Regions from separate parts of the Homo sapiens genome. Here region 1 is linked to region 2. A link is a loop called in an ENCODE intact Hi-C map of the cell type or tissue named here. Cell type or tissue: breast epithelium. All regions are shown on one strand. Links, peaks and the distances in the headings refer to the core of each region. The heading gives the core; the rest is flanking DNA.

Region 1 (4,200 bases), core at 1,033-3,532, 330 kb after region 2:
AGCATATTATATTTTTAAATCATGAATAATGATACGTGTTAGCAATAACTACTACTAACAGGGGAGTCTTCACATTTAGCACAAGAATGAAAGTACTCACATGTATTCTTCTAGTAAGTACCTGTGAGAAAACTAAGGCATGAAGAGGCGTAACTTCGGTCACTCAGCTAAGACAAGGAAAGCTGGGATTCCATCCCAGGACACCTGAACAGAAAGCTTTTCCCACTATGCCAGACTACACTATACTTTCAATACGCAAAATGACAGTAACGTGTGGGTGTTAGAAACTTCTCTCAGTTCAAATCCTGGTCTATCCCTTTCTTATCTTTATGACATTGAGCAAGTTACTTATAAGCCAAACCTCAGTTACCTCATCTGTAATGGGTGAGAAAATGGTACCTACCTCACAAAGTTGCATGAGATTCAGAAAAAACAAGAATAAGAATATTTAGAGTAGCACTCGGCATGTAGCTGGCACTCATTAAAGATTACTTCTTATTGTCTAACAAATACTCAAATATTTTATTCCCCATAGCCTTTTGACTTGCACGAGCAATTGAAAAAAAGAAAACCAATTTTGGCTTCCTTGCTGAATAGATGTAACTTAGAATTAATTTAAAAATTAAGAAAAATAATGAAATGTTTAATTACATCAATATCTGTATCTAATAACTCATAAATGTTTATACATTTAAATATCGTACTCAAAAGGTAAAGAAATTTAGACTTACTATACAATATTCCAAATAAAAAAGAAATGGAAGGTTTAGGAAGCCAAATAAGGTTATCATTAAAGGAATAGTTTTATATATATAATCTCTAACATGTATTAAGTAATTTCTGAAATATTTTAACTTAATGTAATAATTTCTAAGTAAATTCTAAGTAAATCTGAACATTCTACAAATTTGTTCAGTGGCACTATGTAACACCATCACCTAGATTTTACCTAACACTATACTTTTAAAAAGAAAAGATTTGGCATTCATTTCACAGATTTGACTTAGGCAACTAGTTATTCTTTAAATAAGTTGTAATATGCATTAAGCAGTCAATGACTAACAAACTGACAATGTATTATTTCACCTAAACTATTTTTGACTCTACTATAAAACAATATTAATACTTGGCTCTCATTCAAATTTCATCAGAAAACTAAGAAGTCAAGTAAGTTTCTTTATATTTGGTAAATTTAATACATCATAGGATTTCCTCACGAGAAATAGATTTTTACTTAGAAATTTTTTTTAAACTGTAGCTTGGTGTTTAAGTTAAAATTACCAATCACATTTATTTTTAAACAAAGGCAATATCCACAATGATATCCACAAGAAAACAAAAGACAAATATAATTTTCATATTCAATTTACCACTTATGTCAACAAAAGCCATAAAATGATCATACTATAAACTTGTTAGCAATTTTCTATTTGATATAAAAGTATTTCCAATAAAATATACTATAACAATGATCAAAATTCTCAAAATTCATCTCTTCAGATATAAGCATTTTATCTACAAAACATGCAAGTGATTTTCTTCTACATTTTATGCAGAAAAAAATCTTCTAACTTTCATTGTTTCGTTTTTCTTCTATTAGCCAGCTACACCACTCTGTAATATCTGTATAACAATGATACCAGGTTAGTAACACAGTCATTTCTGGTTACAGTTTAACCTACCATATTAGATTTTTCTGAGTGTATTAGTCCCACAGTAATTTATTTGACCTGCTATTGATGTCATTTACCTATATGCAAACGTGCCAATTGAAGTTAGTCTCTTTTTATAACCAGGGTGTACATTTGGTTTAATTGTTTAAACTCTTTTCATCAAATCACATCAAGTGTAGGAAATCGCATCAAAGGGTGGGAACACACACAACATTACAATCCTTTCATTTCACATAGAGAATCCACAGGCACTTGCACAAACACATCCGTCACACCCAGGGGTATGTGCACAGTCACGTTACCAGCCATGACAGGTCGGCCATCCCCATTATCTGTGCCGCCGCGGCACACCTGAGCTCCCTGCCCCTTCACGTCACATCTAGGAGCAGCTCTAAGGCAGACTCTCGCTCATGGGCTGCCTCCTGGAAGTCCTCCCCCACTACCTCTCCATGGCAACCGCAGCCACAGAGAAGCCAGTCCATCTCTTACGCAAATGAAAGGAGGCCACAAATGTCAGCAGTCACAACATCCCCATTTTCCCTCCCTACTTAATTTCCTTCTTAAAGTCACAGTAATGCATTCTTCTTATTCTGCATCCGAGAGTACCTTCCCAACCGTTTAATGGCCAGGAAAGCAACTTAGGAAAATCAGAGTTAAAAATCCATCTGTGTGACCACTTACATAACATGACTGAGAATCCAAAGATGATTATGATTTGCTGAGTTTCATTTACTGACACAGTATCTCAGCAAGCCCCCTTTATGTCTCAGCATCCTAGTATTTGAGATAAGAGTCCTTTAAGATATTAACTATCCTGTAATTTGGCTTTCTTAAAAACGACAGAGAGAGAGAGGCCATCCATTATGACAGTCAAGAAACAATCAGTACTTAATATGCATTGTTTCTTTTGCAGATTCTCATTTATTTAGAAAAGTCAAGGTTTTAAAAAATATTTTTACTTTTAAACCAAATCATCAACTATCTAATTCTACAGGAGGGAAAAACTGAACAGATTATCATTCATTATTCAATTGTTATCAGGTTTAGTTTATACTGTAATTGTCTGAAGTTTTATTTCCCAGATATATATTTAAAGAAGCAAATATAATGGCTAGTTACACTTCATATGGCTACAGAGATTGGAAAGCAGATGTAAATCCCCATTAACAAAATCATGCTTACAATAACTGTTTAATATATAGATGTCAGATTTTAAAGTATGTTTTAATCCATGGGATGCACCAAAGTATCAAATTCTGTAAGTGGTTATAAACATGTGATGGTCTAATAAAAAGAATTCCAATTGAAATAGCTTGGAACAAGATACTACTGGTGAACAATATAAACGTGGTGGGTTTAATATTCTCCAAAACATGTATTCGAAATCAATTGAAATCCAAAACAGTTATGTTTACATGAAAAACAATACAAGAGAATTAGAACATTAAAAAGTACATATATATGTATACATGTATATGCATACACATTTTTTAGTTGTCCAATGAAAAGGGCAATTTAAAAACTTGAATTCTTCAGCAAAACATTTACTAAGTATCTACCAATGTGCTACGTACCCTACAGTTTAGGGACACAGAGACATGAGGCATTTTCATGGAGGGCCACTCAGAGGCAGTGGGAGCTGTACCTCAAGCAGCCCCAACCCATCCCAGCTGAGTATTCCAGGAGGCTGCCCAGAGGGACTAGAGGTGAATCTCAGGATCAAGTTTCAGTCCACAGCAGAAAAAGACTCAAGAGATTCAGGGAAAAGCATGATGGTTAGAAACAGCACAGTAGGCGAGGAGAACCCCAGGTAGGTGGCAATGCAGGGAGCACCACCGGAGGGATGTGGCAGAAGAAGCAGTCAAGATCATGGACACAGTAACGTGAAAGGAATCTAAGCCTTTATCTTGAGGTTTAGGGTTAGAGTATAGTGTTCTAGATAACACAATAACACAATCACATTACAAATTACTCAAATTATTCATTGCTGTTGGTTCTAAATGTTTAGCGGGAATCCCCACCCAACCTCTGTACCCCGCCCCCCAAAAAATGTAGGATAAGAAAGTATGAATGTTGGCTGGGCGCAGTGGCTCACGCCTGTAATTCCAGCACTTTGGGAGGCCGAGGCAGGTGGATCACTTGAGGTCAGGAGTTGGAGACCAGCCTGGCCAACATGGCAAAACCCCATCTCTTCTAAAAATACAAAAATTAGCTAGGTACAGTGGTATCAAATTCTGTAAGTGGTTATAAACATGTGATGGTCTAATAATAATAATTCCAATTGAAATAGCCTGGAACAAGATACTACTGGTGAACAATATAATGTTCAGCTATTTGGGAGGCTAAGGCAGGAGAATTGCTTGAACCTGGGAGGTGGAGGTTGCAGTGAGCCAAGATTGTGTCACTGCACTCCAGCCTGGGCAACAAACAGAGTGACACTCTGTCTCCAAAAAAGAAAAAAAAAAAAGTAAGCATGAATGTCTATGTCTATGCGTCTCACATAAAGCAGCTGTTAACTACACAGAGC
Region 2 (5,845 bases), core at 1,776-4,275:
ATAATTGAGCATGCATACACTGTGCTAGGTGTATTTGGAAGAGTACTTCCACTTGCCTATTTCCTATCCACTTTTTAAGACCCAGCTTAAACATCATCTTTTATAGAAACTAATTTTCAAAATACCCAGAGAGAAGAAAAAATTATTCTACCGGGCTCTCTTTCTGCTCCATATGTCCTGCTTACAGCCAGTAGATTATTCAGGAATTTTTGACTTGCGTTCTACCTTTTAACGAATGTAGTAAAGTACTCATGGATGTAAGTGCTAGAGAGCTACCATTCAGAATGCAGCTCCAGGCTAATTTATTGACTCTGTTTTTTTTGTTTTGTTTTGTTTTGTTTTTTTGTTTGAGAGGGGGTCACTGGTTGCTAGGTGTCTGAGGATGGTGACATGGAGAATAATTTTTATGTACATGTATATACAATAGAAAATACCATTTAGGAGGAACAGCACTTGGTCTAACCCCTCAAAAACATAAAAATTTATCAAAACTCTCCTGGGATCAACCAAGGTGCTCTTACTTGTGATGGGAACAATGAACACTTTTAAAACAGATTTTATCAACTGTCATTCTAATACTCTTACGGGGACATAAAGGTATTTCTTAATAAGGGACATTTAACAGTACAATTCCTGCAAAACTGATTAAACCAAAAAATATTTCATTGTGTAGCATCTACAGTAAATCTTACCACCCTCTCTGCCCCTGCACAGCAAAAATAATCTATCCCTCCTCCCTGACAGAGCCTTAGAAAGGGAAAAGGAATTTGGTATTATCAATGTGCTGGTTTATCAGATATGAATTCATTTGTTTTTCTCAAAAAACAACTTATCAGCGTGAACAGAGCTGGCTGGCCCAAGTGTGAATTGTGCTCCAAATCCCCTTTCTGAGCTCCCCAGGGCTCAAGAATTTTTATCACCCAGTTTGTTTCCCCTGTTTGTGCTTTTTTAACCTCTTACCTATTGAGGTGACTTTCTGGGTCAGGATTCCTGTAAAGACACTAGGAATTAGCACTGCTGAAGGAAATATCCAGGTCCGGCTGCCTGATGGCCAGTCTGCCGGGTAGTATTTCAGCTCTGATGGGAGAACCCTGGACAGTTGGAAGTCAGATGAATTACCTGGAGATGGCCCCTCTTCATGCTGCCATTGTTTGTTTTCTCTATCTGGGCAGATTGGAAAATGTCCAATATGAAAGGCAGGGCTTGGGCCCAGCAGCCCTGTGCACTAAGTCAGCACACCAGGAGACAGAGAAAGGCTTCCTTCAGCCAAATCCCACTGCCTGCCTCACCTCACCTGGGAGGGCTTCTTCACATCCCACCATGGAGTGCCTTGGGGCTCATGAGCAGGGGACTCCTGGTCTCTGATGTCTGATATTGACTCATCTTGTCTGTGTTTTCAAGACATGCTCCCCTCTTGAAGCTTTTTGGCCACAGAATCACCTGTGGAATGTTGGATACCTATCTCCCTCACACAGATGTATGTGGGAAGGCTTAATTCAGAATGCCCCCCTTTTTTTTCTATCCCTTAAATAAAAAGCAAGCCAAAATAATTCAAATAAAAGAGACTGGAAGTACTCAGAAATCTCTCCAAAGGTAAAATGAATGATAAGTGTTGTCAATTGGGATTTCTAACTAGAAATATTGACAGAGAAGAATATAAGGCCTTCATTTTTTGTGTGTCTTTTGCTTTGGCTTCTATATATTACCCTAAATTGACATTTCTTTTAGTGTTTGTGAGACCTATATCCATACATACATGACACATCTTATGTGAGGGAGACCTGGAATTGAACCTGAGATAGGGTTGTCAGAAATTTTTGCAACTTACAGAAATTGTTTGTAGAATGGCACGGTATGGTTTGTAGTAAGAGTGTTGGTAAGGATCATAAAATTAGAAGGCTGCTGTTGTGTCTAAGGCTAGACTCATACTATCTAAGCAAGTTTGTTCAGCCTTTCTTATGAAAACTTCCCAAGGAAGTGACTCCATAACCTTCTGAATAAGGTCTTACAGCTGTATGGTGTCTGTGGAGAGCAGCTCAGCAAGGAAATCAAAGTCTAGGTCCCAACCAGCAAATCTGACAACTGTATGAGTCTGCACTCCTGGCTGAGGCAAGCATGAACCAGCTGTCAGGAGCCAGGTAGTCAAGGTAAAAGATCTGCAGCATATGGATTTAGCAGAGGTCAGAGCAAGGGAGAAACCAGGGATCCAAGGAGGTCAGTCATAGGTTATTGGGAAGACAGTTGTCTGAGGCCCAGGCACGGGAAATGCTGGAAAGCTAAGAAGAAATTCAGGTAAAACTACCTGCAAGTAGAAAATGATGCTGGAAACCTGATCCTTAGACAAGGGTCCATCACAAACCAAGGTTGCTTCTGTGGTCCTGGTTGTGGGCCTTCGATTAGGACAGGCAGGGAAGCATTTCACAATTGTCAGCCTGAACCAGTTGGAGCAGGAGCAGGAATCTAACTCTGAGCATTCTTACAAAGAGCAAACCTTACTGCAAAGAGGAAAACCACCTCGCCCCCGTAGGCCTTGCATGAGGACCTGCTCCTCGTTTTTTATTTCTCTAAGCTACCAAAGTCATTAACACCAAGTTATGCCTGCTTAGATTTTTCCAAGGTGGCTGCTGTCCAAGTGCATGACATCCTGCAGCTCCACGGAGCCTGGGAGACTGAGGAGCTCAACAGGGAAAGATTATCAAGCTCTCTTACAAAAGCAAAGCACCCCCCCCCACCACCCAAATTAAAATTCTGAATAGATTCGTTTGCTTGAAGTTCGTGTTTAAAGAAAGTTAAATTTCTAGTGAGGGCCAAGGTACCTCCTCTGCAAACATGGTAGAATTTAGTCTCCTCTTACTTGAAAGTTAAAAGACTGTGGTCATACAGTTATGAAGACGCATGTGTCTTCATGTGTATTTAAAATACCGTGATAGTACTCACCTCAGCAGCACATATACTAAAATACCATGATAATTCTTTACATTGCCAAAAATTAAATTGGTTACTTTTTGGCTCTTGCCATGCCATATATGGGGTAAAAATAATGAAATATCTCTGTATGTTTTCATTTTAACAGTTAAACTTTCATTTTCATTTTAAGTCACTAAAATATAAAGAAATCTTAATTATTTTCTATCATAGGTTCTGATTGAAGGAGAAACAATATTCATGTTCCATGTGTCAAGTATTAAGTAGTATGGCAACTTTTCCCTGTGATTTTTGAGGAACTTGAAAATTATTTAGAAATTTCCTACATGTCTTATGATAGATTCAGAAGCCTTCATAAACACTAATAATTAGCATTGCTAAGGTTTTCTGGTAGAACTTCAGCTCCAGTGGGGAAAAAGGGTCTACATGCTGCCATCATTTTCTTTATCTGGGAACAGTGGAGAATATCCAAAGCAAAAGGCAGGGCTTGGTCCCAGCAGCCCTGCGTGCTAAGTCAGCCTAGATAGATTCAACTACCACACTCTCATCACACACTCATTGGACCTATCACTTCCATGGCATGCACTGTGTCTATGTATGTCCTTAACTTGTGTCTCTAGCGTCTTGCCTGGAATTCATAAGTACCTGTTGATGATGGAATGAATTCTGTAATTGTACACAGTTCAACCTTGCCTATAGGATAAAGTCCAGATTCCTTTGGCATTGCAGACTTCCCAGTGTGACTCCAATCTCTTCTTCCACTCCTATTTCTCATCCATGTCCTTTATTTTTCTTCCTCTCCTAAACTGATCTCTTCACAATCCCAAGAACACATCTAATGTTCCTTCATCTCTAGGTTTTTTCTTCTATCACTAGGAGTACCTGCGAGTAATATCCTAACATCTTTTTGAGTTACTGAATTCCTACTAATTTGTTAATGTATAGTTCAAGTTCAACTTTTACCCTGAGGTCTTTCCTCTGCTGGACTTCATTAAAAGTTATCATCTGTACCACTTGCTTGACACTTACTATTCCACGTTTACGTCTTTATTAAACTATGCCTTGTCTACCCATTTACATTCTAAAGTTCTTAGAGACAGAGTCTATGTCTTTAATACTCATCTCTAATTCAATCTTTCATTTATTGATTGATTCTATCATTTAACTAAAAAACATTTATTGAGTATCTATCATGTACAAACACAAAGTTGTAAGGGAAGAAAGAGAAATTAAACATAGCTCTTACCTTCAAAGATATTAAAATTAGCAAGAAAACTCTTTCCACATAATAAATTTCAATATATAACAACTCATTATTGATGGATTACCATAGAAGGCAGTCATACTTCTCCATTAACACAGAATTTAAAGGGCTCTTGCATCAGAATTATGAAGGTATCATTACATTTAGGAATTTTTTTATTTAAAAAAATTCAAATACATGCATGATATCATACCAAGTTGAATTTCTGTCAATCCAACAATGCTATCAAAATAAAGATTGTATATCCTATAACTAGTGTCTCTACCTGAGAAAAATCAGAAACAGTAAAAAGTGATACCAATTATTTAGGAGCTCATTGATAACTTGGTTTTCTATAGGAGCTGCTGAAGAGTAAGATGCTGTTCAAGGGGTCTTCTGCGGGCAGAGGGAAAGTAACTGGTTTGTTTTTTGCAGTATCTCAGTTGTGTCCTGGAAATGTGGAACGTCAGGAATGTCCTGCAAGTTGTGTGTGCAACAGATGATAATTGGTGCATGACCCCTTTTCTGAAGGCCCGCCCTGCTGATGAAAGAGTGTTACTAATGGAATGGATAAAATAACTTAGGGCACCATGACTTTTTATTTCCCCCGTGACATTTCGGCCAGAATTACTTAGATTCATAAGAAAGAAAAAGACCTGTGCCATCAATTCCCTTCAGTGTGAGAAATTTCTGTGATGTTTGGTAATTACTTTGATTAGAATTCTGTAAAAGTTATTTGTCTTCTACCAATTAAACCCTGCTCTTCAGGCATTCCCTCGGTTAGCTCCCCTCCAAAAGATGGACAGACTGTTTTGTAAGAAGGAAATTATTCCCAACACTCACTGCTTTCTAAAGTGGATGTTACTCTAATGCTGTTTCTCCTCTCCACTCTTACCCACAAAATTGTCTTCTTTCCTCTATGAACTCACCCAGTCATGTTGCTCCCTGGATTATTCCATGGACTTTTAATTTTTCCAAAGATCTGGAGCCTCGATGATCCCATGGGTGAATTTCCTTTTTGTGACTTTTCCAAGATCAGGCAAGACTGGGCACATTCAGGTAGTATGGCCATAGACCCTTCTAGTGACTTTTCTATGCAGTAGAGTCAATGAAATCACTTCCTTAAATATGCTATTTTTAATTCCACTTCCTTGAACTTCCCTTTCTATGCATTTTCTATATAGAGTTCTTTCAATAATCTAAGAAAGAAATTTATCAAAAGAGAATTCCTCTAAATACATTTCCTAGGAATTTAAAGATGCATAGGTCTTCAAAATTAAATACTTTATGTGTTGAAAGCCCTAAATATTTCCACTGAAGTCTTCTGCCCTCTTCTTTTCTCCTGAAGTATTTTGCCCTTGATGTAGGTGCATCAAGATGATAATATTGAACACTTCCAAAAAGTCCTAGTCTTTGGGTAAAACAAACCTCTCTTTTCAAACGTTGTAAAACTATAATAGTTAAATTGTATAACAGTATAATACCAGACCATTCATTTGTTCATTTATTTAACAACTATTTATTAAGCCTGAGTAATGTGCCAGACGGTGTTTAGGCACTAGAAATGAAAATAAACAAAATTGCCTGCCCTCATAGAACACATGTTCTACTGGAAGATGACAGACATAAACCAGACAAAAGAAGTAGAGAGCATATTGCATGGCGATGAGTGCTTAC

What was found. Peaks named below come from ENCODE experiments on the same cell type or tissue, not always from the same donor. Only the 100,000 strongest peaks of a DNase experiment are listed, where the experiment ranks them.
Region 1: a loop joins it to region 2, with 20 times the contacts of the local background. A loop is called at or near these places in 1 of 110 quality-filtered maps.

What each region holds. Positions count from the first base shown.
Region 1 is chr6:12,058,886-12,063,085 of GRCh38, reverse strand. All of the region lies in intron 2 of HIVEP1 (HIVEP zinc finger 1), which reads right to left. Among named protein-coding and RNA genes, the nearest start is that of HIVEP1, 49 kb to the right of the region's middle. In breast epithelium, for the core only: no CTCF peak of the experiment used is centred there; a DNase peak (open chromatin) is centred at 2,095.
Region 2 is chr6:12,389,442-12,395,286 of GRCh38, reverse strand. No RefSeq gene overlaps it. Among named protein-coding and RNA genes, the nearest start is that of EDN1, 100 kb to the right of the region's middle. In breast epithelium, for the core only: no CTCF peak of the experiment used is centred there; no DNase peak of the experiment used is centred there.